Linked DNA regions of Homo sapiens: region 2 is linked to region 1. A link is a contact called in ENCODE Hi-C or POLR2A ChIA-PET data. All regions are on one chromosome and are shown on one strand. The core of a region is the stretch at or near the end of the contact, and the rest is flanking DNA. Distances in the headings are between cores, read along the strand shown.

The links. A loop is a pair of places that touch in the nucleus more often than their neighbours do. ChIA-PET counts read pairs that join two places held with the same protein, here RNA polymerase II (POLR2A). Pooled maps may share reads with other maps.
Region 2: a loop to region 1 is called in a pooled map, with 3 times the contacts of the local background. The contact joins two enhancer-like sites. A Hi-C loop is called at or near these places in 3 of 168 maps with a recorded cell type or tissue (endothelial cell of hepatic sinusoid, head of caudate nucleus and posterior cingulate gyrus), 2 of 37 single-sample maps with no recorded cell type and 8 of 50 pooled maps. POLR2A ChIA-PET finds 5 or more read pairs at or near these places in 4 of 52 experiments (GM12878, IMR-90, MCF 10A and 1 more).

What each region holds. Positions count from the first base shown.
Region 1 is chr21:31,215,426-31,223,068 of GRCh38, forward strand. It overlaps TIAM1 (TIAM Rac1 associated GEF 1), which reads right to left. Exons shown (of 28, transcript NM_001353694.2): 9 at 2,128-2,274. Among named protein-coding and RNA genes, the nearest start is that of TIAM1, 130 kb to the right of the region's middle. Within about 2 kb of position 3,891, at least 7 of the 41 ENCODE cell types and tissues checked have a DNase peak (open chromatin) inside an H3K27ac peak, as active enhancers do.
Region 2 is chr21:31,323,717-31,331,359 of GRCh38, forward strand. All of the region lies in intron 2 of TIAM1 (TIAM Rac1 associated GEF 1), which reads right to left. Among named protein-coding and RNA genes, the nearest start is that of TIAM1, 17 kb to the right of the region's middle. RefSeq lists a silencer at 5,684-5,884. Within about 2 kb of position 3,320, at least 3 of the 41 ENCODE cell types and tissues checked have a DNase peak (open chromatin) inside an H3K27ac peak, as active enhancers do.

The DNA.
Region 1 (7,643 bases), core at 2,641-5,140:
TGGCAGGCGCCTGTAATCCCAGCTACTCAGGAGGTTGAGGCAAGAGAATCACTTGAACCCAGGAGGCGGAGATTGCAATGAGCTGAGATCGCGCCATTGCACTCCAGCCTGGGGCAACAGAGTGAGACTCTGTCTCAAAAAAGAAAAAAAAAAAAAAAAAAAAAGAAGAGAAATGCTGATGGTTCATGTCCTCCTTTTTGCAGGTTTTAACTGAGAACCATCAAGTCTCTTTTGTTATTTTTCTGATGAAATGTTGACTTTCCTCCACAGTTTTTTCTTTAGATTTACATAAAAGTAAAACCCATGGAAGCAAGCTCAATGATCTACTCTCCCCAAAGATCACAAGACAAACTGCGAAACTGCTTCAGTCTCACACTCGCTTAGCATTTGCTCATCTGCTCTCCGCAGGTTCCATCAAGGATAGGGAAATGCCACATTAAAACAGAGAGTATCAGCCAGGCACGGTGGCCCACGTCTATAATCCCAGCACTTTGGGAGGCCGAAGTGGGCAGATCACTTGAGGTCAGGAGTTCGAGACCAGCCTGGCCAACATGGTGAAACCCCATCTCTACTAAAAATATAAAAATAATAAGCTATTAGCTGCACGTGGTGGTGAGTGCCTGTAATCCCAGTTACTCAGGAGGCTGAGGCAGGAGAATCACTTGAACTGGGAGGCAGAGGGTGCGGTTAGCCGAGATTGCACCACTGCACTCCATCCTGGGTGACAGAGCGAGACTCCATCACAAACAAAACAAAACAAAACCAAAAAACCAATGAGTATCACAGTCAGCTAAGGGACTCAGGGCATCAGCTTTCAGGACTAATCTCTTTTCTAAAATTCATTTCTTAAGTAAATTAATGGCTGGAACTGTCCGAGCAAACAAGGAGAGATCATTCTATCAAGTCAGTCGATGACGTCCTCTCACTTTTCACAAGGGCATGCGGTGAATAGGTCAAACTAGCAGTCTTAGTCATGACCTCCAAAATGCTGAAGGCCTGACTTTCCAGCCACCGCAGCCCACAAACTGGACATTCTTCTTCCGAAAGACTACAGATGCTCACGTTCCTTTAGTCCCTGAAATCTAAACAAGCAGTTCTGGAGCTACTCATTTCTCAAAGCCGAACGACAAGGAAGACAGTAACAACAGACAGTGGGCTTCACGGAAGTAACCCCAGCAGGAGACTGGCCTTGGCGAGTGAAGAAGTCAAATTTAATGGGCAAGAATTGGGTGGCTGTACATGGTCAGTGGACACCCGTCACGGCACCAGGCTATGTTGCGCCCTCACGACATACCGAGATCCCGTTCCAGCCCCTGGACCTGAGCAGAAGGGGGCTGTGGCAGTGGGCGAGCTCTCTCGGATTCCTGTCTCCTCATTCCAGTAGGCAGAGGATCTGCCCATTTAATGTCAGCTCCAAAAAGTCAAGGGCAGAGAATAATCAGAATTCCCTGGAGGCTGCCTTTCATCCAGTGCCAGAGGCAGCTTAAAAAGTCTCTGCATGGCCAGGTGCAGTGGCTCATGCCTGTAATCTCAGCACTTGGGGAGGCTGAGGCGGGTGGATCATGAGGGTCAGGAGTTCAAGACCAGCCTGGCTAATATGGTGAAACCCCATCTCTACTAAAAACACAAAAATTAGCCAGGCATGGTGGTGGGCACCTGTAGTCCCAGCTACTCGGGAGGCTGAGGCAGAAGAATCACTTGAATCAGGGAGGTGGAGGTTGCAGTCAGCCAAGATTGTGCCACTGCACTCCAGCCTGGTGACAGAGCGAGACTCTGTCTCCAAAAAAAAAAAAAGACTGCACTCAGGTACCCACTTGGCTTCATTGCAGAGCCCTGCTTTTTCCTGAAGACTCAGGGTGAATTGTGCGCTTTGAGTAGGTCTGTAATTAATGAGGGTTTGGAAAGGATGCAGGTGGGAAACTGCAGCTTGGTGATAGACTAATAGCAGAGTTCAATGTTATGGGTATGCATTATCTATTAAAAGTGTCTAGCACAGCTAGTTTCTTTGTGCCAACTAGTTGATTTTAAATAACACTCGGCCTCACTGAAGAAACACACACACCCCAAATTGAGGTGGCCACAGAAGTGATTTGTGCGGGCTCACTTTTCATCTGCTCTGGAACCTACCTGATTGATGCTTGGCCGTCCCTGCTTCTTTTTGGAGGTAGTATCCAGACCCCACAGAGAAGAAAACCTGCTCCTTCGCTTGCTCGCGGATCTGGACATGGCCTGAGTACGTCTTCTCACTCCAGTTTCACCAGTGCGTGCTGCCACCTGAGGATGGCAAGGACAAGCAGCCACAAGGGAGATGCATCAGGACCACCCACTTGTGCCTTGAGGTCCCCGTAAGTCCCACCCTTCAAAAAACCCTCCTCCATCATGCCAGCCAACCCTGACCCCAATGCCTAAAGTATTCAATCCATGACCCAGACATATTGGGACTTTGAGAGCCCTTCATGGATTCAGAATGGAAATGAAAAGCTGGCAAATTCAATCCTTGTTTGAAATCATCAGCAAAAATACATAATATAGGAATAAAATATATGTTCTGTTTCCAAAAATGACATGTCCTTCTGGTCACAGGCTTGAACTACAGCAAGGGAAATGAGCCAGGCTTTCTCTCCAAATGCTACAGAGCTGTTTCTGCATTCTATTGAAAAATGGTGCTAAAGCGTCAGCAACAATAGTGGAAAAACAACAGATTTTGGTTCCTGGGTTTCCAGGTTAAATCTAAAATTACCAATCTCTACTATTTTGTTTTCTTAGGATATATAAAATCACGTTTTAAAATCAGACGAGTGATCATTGGCCCCCAATATCCATTCTCTATTCCATCTTAGTCAGAAAAATCTCAAATGTAGGCCAGGTGCGGTGGCTCATGCCTGTAATCCCAGCACTTTAGGAGGCAGATGCAGGCAGATCACCTGAGGTCAGGAGTTCGAGACCAGCCTGGCCAACATGGTGAAACCCTGTCTTAACTAAAAAATACAAAAATCAGCTGGGCACAGTGACAGGCACCTGTAATCCTAGCTACTTGGGAAGCTGAGACAGGAGAATTGCTTGAACCCAGGAGATGGAGGTTGCAGTGAGCTGAGAACACGCCACTGCACTCTAGCCTGGGCGACAGAACGAGACTCTTTCTCAAAAAAAAAAGCGGGGGGTGGGGAATCTCATATGTAAGTGAGCATGCAGCCACTGAGTCCAAGATGACTTATTTTCCTTGCAGTAGGGCATGGATTGGGCTTAAGTCCTGGTCAATGGCATACAAGCAAAAAATATTTGCAACTTCCAGGAACTGTGCTCAATGGGAGGGGGCTTTCTGTTATTCTTTCCGCTATCCTATCTGTTTTCTTTTTCCTGATAAAAGGAAGGTCTGTGTTGTGGTCTAGGATGTCCCTACCTAAGCCTTTTCAAGGATGGCAGAATAACAAGACAAAAGGGACTGGGCTCACTGAAGATGAAGGCACCTTACCAGACTTGCATCACTTACATGTCCTATGTTTAGGTAAATGGGAAAGAAAACTTGTATTTTTTTGTTGAACAAAAGCTAAACTCTGTCGAGGTATTACAATGTGCCAGCAACCCAGAGAAGCATTTCCTTTTTTTTTTTTTTTTTTTTTTTTTTTGACGGAGTCTCGCTCTGTCACCCAGGCTGGAGTCCAGTGGAGCGATTCCAGAGAAGCATTTCACAAGGGAACACCCTAAATGTAAATCTGTCACCAGGATAATTGCTCAAGTAGAATCTCCACAAGGACTCCAGAAAGTCCTCCCAGGCAAAACATTCAGGCTTGAACTTTATCCTACCAGGTGGCAAGCAAAGTCCCAGGAATTTAAGGGAACTTCTGCCAGAAGGTCTCCATGGGCCACCCACCCGCTCGCCTTTCAAAAAAGGGAGTGGCAGGAGGAACAGCGAGTCAGACTTGAAATGAAACTTCTCCACCCACTCTTTTGTTGCCAGAGGTGAATGTCTTGGAACCTACTTGTAGATTCCCACACAGGCAACTCCCAATGTGACAGATGCCAATTGGCAGCAATGCAGGGGATGAGGCACTGTTGGTAACATGAGGGGCCTCCCCAGCAGTCAGCGTGTTGGTTGGAAGGCACGCCCCTCTGGGGCTTCAGTACTGACAATGTAAACACCGCAGAAGCCCCACGGGTGGCAGGGACCCCTACGTACATTAAAAACAGGAATCAAAACGGCTTCTCTACAAGGGTATTAGAGGGAAGGTTTTTGGACCCAAACAAAAATAGGAAGATGAGGGAGCTGAGAGGTCTTGCATTTTGCATTTTCTCAGCTTAGCACGTTAAAAAAACAAAACAAAACAAAAAAAAACCCCAGATCAGGGCATAGAAAAATGTGGTATCCAAGACACTGGTGAGAATTTTCATGAGAAAGATCTTAATCTAAGATTACACCGGAGGTGTCACAGGGAACAAAATCACAAGACAAACACACCGTAAAATATGTAAAAATTTTCTCTTCTCTATTTTCATCACTTTCTCAGTTAAAGGTAAACAAAGGTTGTAAAAGGAATAAATTATAACATGCAGACATGCATATGCTCACATGACTATGTCAACACTGAATAAATGGTGTTAAAAATTTTTAAATTCTAGAGGAAAAAAATGTCCATTTGGCCTCACAGTCATATAGTCATTTTATAAATAAATCCAGTCATTAACAGTGACACATACATAGAGGCAACCGTATAAAATACGTCGACATATATTACTGTTTGCTTTCTTCATACACACAGCAATACCTGTACTTACTGTGTCTAGTTAATTGTTTACTTATTTCTTACCCTTCTCTCCCACAAGAATATAAGCTTCAAGAGGACAGGATCTCTGCGCTGTTCACTATAGTCCTAATCACAAGGATAAAACTGACGGATGCCAGGCACTTACATACATTTGTTGCTTGAACAAATAAATACATAAATACCACAAAGCAAAAGCACATCCTATATAACACGGTGACAACAATGGGTGCATCACACCAACACGGCACATGTATACATATGTAACAAACCTGCACGTTGTGCACATGTACCCTAGAACTTAAAGTATAATGTAAAAAAAAGAAAGAAAAAAGAAAACTCTTCAGTTTACAATTTCCAGACAAAGACAGCATGAAAGAGAAATTCATACACCCATAAATATTCTCAGTTATCAGCTGACTAGTTAGTTTAGTCTGTTTAACAAACACTTTACTTAAGTTTCTTATAAGCAGTAATTCTAAATTGCTTGGGGCCTTGTAAACTGCAAAAGTAACCACTATCCCCAAGACAATAATGACTCAAAATGAGCAAAGGGATTTAGAAAAAGGGCTGGCAGAAGAACTGCTGGACCAGAGCTCAAGAGTTTCCCAATGATCTTTGCCCAGACAATGCCTCCCTTTGTGGCCTGAACCTGATTACTCTATCATTCTGCTCATCTGTGCAAACAAGAACAATGATAACCTTCTTTCAAAGAGTACAGCGAGGACCCTTCAGTTAATTACTGCAAATCACTCAGCATTATGGGAAGCTTTCTCAGTGAATGCTACTTCAATTGTAGCTCCCCAATCTACCCAGCCCTGTTACCCTCACACCTCCTCCTTCCTCCTCCCCCACTAAAAAGAAGAAAAAAAATTTCTGGACAAAGACTAAATTGAAGAATGTTTCAACCCCAAGGAGAAAAAAAATCCCAGGGGTCAAATGACAAGGAGAGGAGGGAAAGAAAATAAGAGTTCCTAATAAATCAGACTGCAAAATTCCCTGCCCGGGATCTTCCACAGGAGCTAAAGCAACAAATAGGAACAGACACCCAACAGGCTCGCCTGACTTGTTCCGGCTGAAATGAAACCCCTCATAGAAAAGAGAAGTTGCAGGAACATATTGAAACACCCAGACTTGTATCACTGACAAAGCGAGCAAAAACCCAAGAAAGGAACAGAGAGTTGAACGTATGGACTTCAATGTTCTTTAAAACCACTGACCAAAACACCTCAGAGTAACTAACTCTCCCATCCCCATCTTCAGCTGGCCAAATTTTAATAGCCTGCCCCCCTGAAAGAAAAGTACACACACATCACAGACATTGAGATGAAGGAAATTAGAGGGTCCGAAGATGAATTATGGAAGAGTAAAACGGTAACCTTCTCAGGGAGGCTGCGCCCAGTGGCTTTGAAGAAAATAATGAAAGCATACAAGTTTTAGGGAGAAAGCAAAATTATTTTCTCCAAAATCTAGCAAGGTACAGTAAGAGGAGGAAGCCACTTCGATGCTCCGGGTTTGGTATTAATACAGATGGTACCTCGATGACATCACGAGTTCCCTTCATAAAAATGCGTCCTCAATGGATGATATTCTGACAAGGAGATAAAGAAGAATTTCTATCCTAGTTTTTTTGTTTATTTTTGTTTTGCAGAATAGGCGAACTGAGATTTGGCTAAGTTAAAAATTGGTGTCCAGGTCTCCAAGAAATAGATCTGGAGTCAAAAACTGAAAACGTTTTGTAAGTTTATTCAACACAGCACTTTGTCCCACCACTACTGAAAAAACAGGATTTAATAGCTGTATGGAGAGGTGGTAGCCAGGGAGACCAAGAGCTGAGCTGTAATTAGCAGAACAAATCAGGATGCCAGTTTTAATAACTCCAGAAATTGGTTTAAGACTTCTTTAAAAATGTAAATCTACCCCTAATTATCTGAATGATGATGCTAATCTATTTATAAAGAATACAAACGCCTCTGACTGAATTATAGCTCTGAATGCAATTGAAGGGTACAGCTGACAAAGCAAGAGAAGAACAGCACAGCTAAGGTTTTACAAAGCAGTTTCTGGAACCTGAGACTTAACATTTAATTCTCTAGCAAATGTGCTAAGGTGCAGTACATTCTAAGTGGGTGTCGACTTGGAAAGACTAAAACCATGTTACTCATACAGCAATTTTTGAGAAGGAGCCAAAAGTACACAAAGCTGCTCGCAATTTAGCAAGTACATGAAATTACAGATTATAAACACACAACACAACTATACAATCTGCCGCTCTAGAGGTCAGATGGAAATTCCCTTCCTCAAGCAATGCATATATGTTCAGCTGGCGAATCACAGAGTTCTTCGCCTTGCTCTAATGCATCGGGTATTCGTGGTCATCAAAACAATGGTAAAAATAAAGTGAAATGGAGAGCTCCAAAGAGATCTGTGTTCCATATATGGTGTATGTGTGTATGTATGTGTGTGTATATATACATACATGTACACATACATATATATATATATATATATATATATATATATTTTTTTTTTTTTTTTTTTTTTTTTTTTGAGACAGAGTCTCACTTTGTCACCCAGGCTGGAGTGCAGTGGTGCGACCTTGGTTCACTGTGACAACCTCCTCCTAGGTTCAAGCGATTCTCAGGCTTCAGCCTCCTGAGTAGCTGGGATTACAGGTGTATGTCACCACACCCAGGTAATTTCTGTACACTTAATAGAGACAGGGTTTCACCATGTTGGCCAGGTTGGTCTCGAACTCCTGACCTCAGGTGATCCACCTGCGTCGGCCTCCCAAAGTGCTGGGATTACAGGCATGAGTCACTGCGCCCAGCCTGAGAATGCATTGATGTATGAGAGTGAGCACTCCACTCACCATTCCCACCA
Region 2 (7,643 bases), core at 2,070-4,569, 110 kb after region 1:
GCTACTTGGGAGGCTAAGGCAGGAGAATCGCTAGAGCCCGGGAGGCAGAGGTTGCAGTGAGCCGGGATCGCGCCATTGCACTCCAGTCTGGGTGACAGAGTGGGACTCTGTCTCCAAAAAGAAACACACAAAAATTTAAAAATTAGCTGGGTGTGGTGGTGTGTGCTTGTAGTCCCAGCTACTCAGGTGGCTGAGGTGGGAGGATCACTGGAACCCAGGAGTTCAAGGCTACAGTGAGCTATGATCACACCACTTCATTCCAGCCTGGGCAACGGAGCAAGACCCTGTCTCAAAAAAAAAAAAAAAAATCAGTGACTTCCTGGAATTAGCAAGAAAAGGGAAGAATTGGTGGAGCACAGAGGATTTTAGGGCAGTGAAACTATTCTGAATGATACTGTAATGGTGGGTACAGTAATGGCCGCTTGACCCCCTTAAAAACAGAACAATGACTGCGTGCGTGGAAAAGTTTAATTCATTGCGTTTGGGACCCAACATTCAACAATAACTCAATTCAGTGGACAGACTGTGGGTGGATACTGTAAAGGAGAATCACTTGAACCTGGGAGGCGGAGGTTGCAGTGAGCTTAGATGGCACCACTGCACTCCAGCCTGGGCGACGGAGAGAAACTCTGTCTCAAAAAAAAAATTTTATTTGGTGCCTGCTTATGGGCAGAGGGATGCTGTCCATGATGGTGATAACAACAGTAATAGTAATTGACACTTGTAGAGGACCTACTGTAAGTCAGACGCTGAAGAAGTTTCTTAATTTTCTGACAATTCTATCAGGAAAGTACTTGTCCCCATTTATAAATGAAGAATCCAAAGCACAGAGAACTCAGGCAACTTATCCAAGGCCACACAGCCTGTAAGTGATGGAGCTAGTGATTTTTATTCCCACAGTGCTGCTCTCAGCCATCTTTTCTGCCTGTAACCTTTCAGACAGCTGCCTCTAGCCTACCTCTGAATTCTAGGATTCCATCCACAGGGCCCCTAACATTGCCAAAAGCAAAGAGATTAACTGCCCAACTAGAATATGTGACATTCAGGCTGGAGACAAAGATTTTGGCTTGATTTGGTTTCCAAACAACAAAATCATTTCTTTAAGTATTTCAAAAATGTTTAAGAAATATTTTGGTAATGTTTCCCTGTACTGCCCCCAAAGTACAGGGAAATGGTGAATACCTACTCCATACCAGCATCCCTCAGTAGGACCACAAGGGTAAACAATGAGTACACCAACACTGTAATAACCAAAGGAAAGAACAGAAGTATTTTTTTACAGGCCAGGCACGGTGGCTCACACCTGTAATCCCAGCACTTTGGGAGGCCGAGGCAGGCAGATCACTTGAGCCCAGGAGTTCGAGACCAGCCTGGACAACATGGCAAGACCCCATCTCTACAAAAAAAAAATACAAAAATTAGCCAGGAATGGTGGTGTGCAGCCGTAGTCCCACCTACTCAGGAGGCAGAGGTAGGAAGACCACTTGAGCCTAGGAGGTGGAGGTGCGGTAAGCTGTGATCAATCATGCCACTGCACTCTAGCCTGGGTGACAGAGGGAGGCCCTGTCTCAAAAAAAAAAAAAAATTAGTTTTTAGTTTCATACTACTAGAGAAGAATCATGGAAAGATACATTCTCATAGAGTATGTTTTTAGAATTTACTCAGAAGGGGCCAGGTGCAGTGGCTCATGCCTATAATCCCAGCACTTTGGGATGCCGAGGCAGGTGGATCACTTGAGGTCAGGAGTTCGAGACCAGCCTGGCCAACACGGCAAAACCCTGTCTTTACTAAAAATAAAATAATTAGCCAGGTGTAGTGGCGCTCACCTGTAATCCCAGCTACTCGGGAAGCTGAGGCATGAGAAACACTTGAACCCGGGATGCAGAGGTTGCAGTGAGCCAAGATGGCACCACTGCACTCCAGCCTGGGCGACAGAGCAAGACTCTGACTCAAAAAAAAAAAAAAAGAATGTATACAGAAGAAGGTTCATCTAAAATAACATAAATATTCATCATGTATCTGGGGAAATATAGATACATTTCTACCTTTTAAGTCAAAAAGCTGGAAAGAAACCAGCCATCAGTGAGTTAAGAGGTGTCACACGGAGGGGGCATTGAAGAACCCACACTTTTCAATATTTTTCCCCTTTACTGTTTACTTTCACATGCAACTGCGAATAAAAGCAGTAGATATACTACACACTGGCATTTAGAAATTGTTTAAAATGGAGCTAAAGACATTACATTTAAAATTGAAGAAGAGCATCCCTTTGCAAACCAACCGTGTTTCTCACGCCCTCCAGACCCTCCAGACCCTGCTGAGGCCTCTGCTTTTCCACTGTCAGGCAGAGTCCCCCTGGAGCAAAACTGCTGTGCATCTGAACACCCTGACCCCAGCGAGACCCCAACTCCCCTCCCGCAGGTGAGCCACTGAATTCCTCACCTATTAATGACATGTCCTGATTTTGTTTGGTTTTGTTCTGTTCCATTTTTCTTATAGAATGCCCCATTCTCTAGGAATGGAGTTGAGCAGCTGCCACTCTGTCCTCTGATCAAAGTTATGGTCCTCTCCTGTCTTCCTGTTGTCCCAGCTCACCTGAGAGACTTTCTGGGAAGAGACTCTTAGAGGGAAGGGGAGTACTATGGCATTCATGGAGAATCCCCAGTGACCAGCTTGGAAGGCAGCTGAAATTTTCAAAGGAACTTCCTGCCTATCTGTATCCCAAACTAAAAAGATAGAAAGAAAACCAAACAGCTTTACCAGTTAACAATACCATCCTTCAGTGCACACCATCAGACTCCAAATAATCCATATTAAGTGGTAAAAGCCCATGAACTGGAAAGAAAGAAGGCTTCTGCAATGACAACAACAAAAAGATAGGGCAAGTCCCTAGTATCTCAGGGTATTCCCCACGCCCTGCAGATGTGCGTGATCATACACTTCCCACCAGGTAATACTCGGGAAGTATTTAAGATGCTAGATGAAAGGCATTTGTTACCCAGGGGCAATCCCCCTAAGTTTCTTGCAGTGGTGATTAAAGCGATTGCCCTCCATCCCTTCCCTACCTTCCAGTGATGTGAGGTTTAACTAATGTGCACTTGGGGTTTTAAGATCCCTAGATGAAAAGAGGACCAGATGTGAAAGTTATTATTATTTTGTTCAAAGTAGACGGGTATACTAACATCTGTGGGCAAGTTTACCACACGCCACTTAAAACAGGCTAACAGGGTCATATGCCAAAACGTTCAGGTTTGCATTTTTGAAAAGCTCAGAGATCTGACAGATGTGTTCCGGCCGCGATTTAACATGCGGCTCCAGTGAGAAGGAAGCAGATATGACAAATGGTTCACTTATTTCAGAACTAAAACCCCAGAGGAGCAGCCTGAGCCAAAAAGGGAAGTGATCAATGGAAAAGACGGTCGAATCTGCTCACAGGCAAGGCAAGGGGGCAACACAGAGCATGTGCAGGGAGGAGGAGCTTTCTGTTTGGAAGGTAAATGAAACACTGGGCTGCAGAGAACCCGAAATTATCTTCAAGCATTTTTTAGCCACGCTTGAACTCATTCTAGAATTCATCAGCTAAGTACCCTTATAGGATAAAAAGTCCCTTTCTTCATCTTCTATAAAGAAAGAGATCTGTGGGCTGGGCGCAGTGGCTCATGCCTGTAATCTCAACACTTTGGGAGGCTGAGGTGGGCAGATCATTTGAGGTCAGGAGTTCGAGACCAATCTGGCCAACATAGCAAAACCCATCTCTACTAAAAATAGAAAAAATTAGCCTGGTGTGGTGATGCACACCTGTGATCCCAGCTACTTGGGAGGCTGAGGCATGAGAATCGCTTGAACCCAGGAGAGGCAGAGGTTGCAGTGAGCTGAGATGTGCCACTGCACTCCAGCCTGGGCAACAGAGTGAAACGCCGCCATCTCAAAAAAAAAAAAAAAAAAAGGAAAGAAAAGAAAACAGAAAAGAAGAAAAAAGATTTGTGCCTAGAGAAATTGCAAAAATAAAGACCACCCCACCATCACCCTGCACCAGTAGGATCCAGACTGTGTGAGCAATAAGAAAGTCTAATCGATGCCCAAACACAGGCTTACTGAGAACCATGGTCCACATGAAATGGTGCGTAGTCTCCTCCCAACGCAGCTGTCAGGGAGAACCTATGGACCTAAACCAGATCGTGTCTCCCTAGTCCTATCCACAACCCTCAAAGGCTTCCCATCTCACCAGCAGTCCCGCAGACCCTGCCCTGACGACCCTCCTCTGTCTTCATCTCCTTGGCTCTCCCACTTTGCTCTTTCCACCCAAACTTCCAACATGCCCAGCCCAGCCCTCTGCCCTCTGCCTCGATGCTCCCTCTGTCAGCACAGGGCTCGCTTCCTCAACCCCTTGCCATCTTGGCTCCAATGTCACCCATGCAGTGGGGCCTTCCTAACTCCCCTATGTTCAAAAGCTCAAACACCCAACACTTCCTTGCTTCAAGGGCCTCCACTGTAACAATCACCTTCCCACATGGTACATGTTGTAACTACAGTCGCCATTCCCTATCCACGGGTTCAGTATCCATGGCTTCCATATCTGTGGACTCAACCAACCGTAGATCAAAAATATTCAAAATAAATCAAGAAATGATTGTGCCTGTACTTAACACGTACATATTTTATTTTATTTTTTGAGACAAGGTGTCACTCTGTCGCCCAGGCTGGAAAGCAGCAGCACAATCACGGCTCACTGCAGCCTCAGCTTCCTAGGCTCACATGATCCTCCCACCTCAGCCTCCTGAGTAGCTGGGAACACAGGCACACGGCACCACGACTGGCTTATTATTATTTTTTTTTTTTATTTTGCTCTAAGTTCTGGGATACATGTGCAGAACGTGCAGGTTGGTTACACAGGTATACATGTGCCATGGTGGTTTGCTGCACCGATCAACCCGTCATCTAGGTTTTAAGGCCCGCATGCATTAGGTATTTGTCCTAATGCTCTCCCTCCCCTTGACCCCCACCCCCCGACAGGCCCAGGTGTGTGATGCTCCCCTCCCTGTGTCCATGTGTTCTCATTGATCAGCTCCCACTTATGAGTGATAACCTGTGGTGAATTTTTCTATTTTTTGTAGAGATGGGGTCTCGCTATGTTGCTCAGACTGGTCTCGAACTCCCAGGCTCAAGTGATATTCCTGCCTTGGCCTCCCAAAGTGCTGGAATTACAGGTGTGAGCTACCATACCCAGCCCAGACATTTTTTCTTGTCATCATTCCCTAAACAATACAGTATAACAACTATTACCTAGCATTTATTTTGTTTTAGGTATCCGGAGATGATTTCAAATGTGTGGAAGGATGTGCCTAAATTATATGCAAATGCTATGCCATTTTCCAAAAGAGATTAAGCATCTATGGATTTTGGTGTCCTCAGGGCAGGGAGGGGATGTCCTGGAACGAACCCCCCACAAATACGCAGGGACAACATCTCTTGATATTGTCTGTATCCAGAATGTCAGTTCCCTGAGGGTAAGGATGCTTCCCAGCCTTCTGCCCTATTGTCTCCTTACTACCTGCAACTGAGCACGTGAACGCAGTGAACACACAGATGCTGACTTCAAAAGTCAAAGACAACCCGCAAGAAGAAACGCTGAGGTCGGCTCCCAGAAAAATCCTCGTAACTGCTCACTTTCGTGCTAAGGTGCCTGTGCACACAGTCCTGACGACTCCTTGTGGGAAGGGTGATAAGACTGAGGCAGGATTTGAGCATTTCTGGTCCCCAGGTCACAGTACATTCAAATACGACCAAATCCCTGCTGTCCGTAACCACCCTTGATGCAGGAAAGTGTGGCTAACACGGCATCTACCATATGAATCAGCTCACCAGAAAATGCATCCTTAGTGTCCACAGCGCAGCACATGGCCAGAAGGAAGAAAACAGGAACATGAAGTCAGTGCTTTCACAGCTATGAAGCCGCCAGGGAAAATCCCATTCTTAGAGTATCAGAGCCTCCTGCTTGATGAGGGATTCTCCCCTGCTGCCCAGTGACTGCTGCCCAAGCCGACAGGCTGCAAAGAACTTCAAGAAGTACTATAGGTCAAAAGACACTTTACTAGATGTCATGAGTAGAATGCAGTGCTGTGTCTCCTCAATTTGGTTTGAATGTTGTTGCTGTTTCATAATACCATTTTATAGAGCAGTTTAAGGTTCACAGCAAAATTACGCAGAAAGCACAGAGATTTCCCATATACCTCCTGCCCCACACGCACAGCCTCCCGACTACCAAGATCTTTCAACAGAATGGTCTGTTTGTTGCAATCAATAAACATATATTGACACATCATTATTACCCAAAGTCCATAGTTCACATTAGGGTTCAGTCTTGGAGCTGTAGATTCCATGGCTTTGGATGAATGTATAATGACATGTATCTACCATCACAGTCTCATACAGAGTAGTTTCACCACCCTGGGAGCACCAGTCCTGTGTGCCCTGCCTGTTCATCCCTCTCTCCTCCCTAGCCCCTGGCAACCACCTTGATGGTTCTTCCATGTTCTTTCATGACTAGCTCATTTCTTTTCAGTGCTGAATAATATTCCATTATCTGGATGTACCACAGTTTATACATTCACTTACTGAAGGGCATCTTGGTCGTTTCCAAGTTTCCAATAAACCTGCCATAAACATCCGTGTGCAGAGTTGTTTTTGGTTTTTTGCATGGTTCTTTGTATTTTTTGTTTGTTTTTGTTTTTCTTTTTTGGGGGACAGAGTTTCCCTCTGTAGCCCAGGCTGGAGTACAGTGGTGCAATCTCAGCTCACTGCAACCTCCCCATCCCAGGCTCAAGTGATTCTCATGCCTTAGCCTCCCAAGTAGCTGGGATTACAGGCATGCGCCACCACGCCTGGCTAATTTTTGTATTTTTGTGGAGTTGGGGTTTCACCATGTTGGCCAGGCTGGTCTCGAACTCCTGACCTCAAGTGATCTACCTGCCTCAGCCTCCCAAGGTTCTCTGTATGTTTTTAATAGCAGTTTGGTGTGGGGAGACACACCGAAAGAGAAATGCAAAGAATGACCTTAGTGAGTTAGAGACAAAATAGACTTCATACTCTCCAAGAAAGTCCCTCTTTCTAAGAACACTTTTGAGAAGTTAAATTTGGCAAAGAATTCTAGTGTTAGTTTTATATACACATGCATCCATTTCTAATACTATGATTTTTTTTCAAGCACTTCAGATGGATTTATAAACTCGGAAAGGTAAAATGTGATTTGAACATTTTCTTTTGTCCCTATTAAATAAACATGTCCGTGGAACTTCGCTGTAGATTCCATTATACTTAGGCTATGTTTTCCCAACTGGTACTACCAGCCCACGTGTTCTCTGAGGGATCCACTGTTGTGACATACAGAGCCAGTGCTAAAAAAAACAAAAATGCTGGGTTGAATGCATTTCAAAGATTCAACCAAGTAGTCAACGAAGATGATGACAAACTGTAAAACAAAGATGCCTACAAATTTCTGGACACAGGAGTAGAAATGAATTATGAAAGTAAGCATCCATCCCACCAATTATGTCTCAAAATCCATATATAATTATTAAACTGAAGTTGCAAAACTGTAGGCATCTCAAGGCAGATAGGTTCATCCTTTGGAAAAGGGGAGCTCA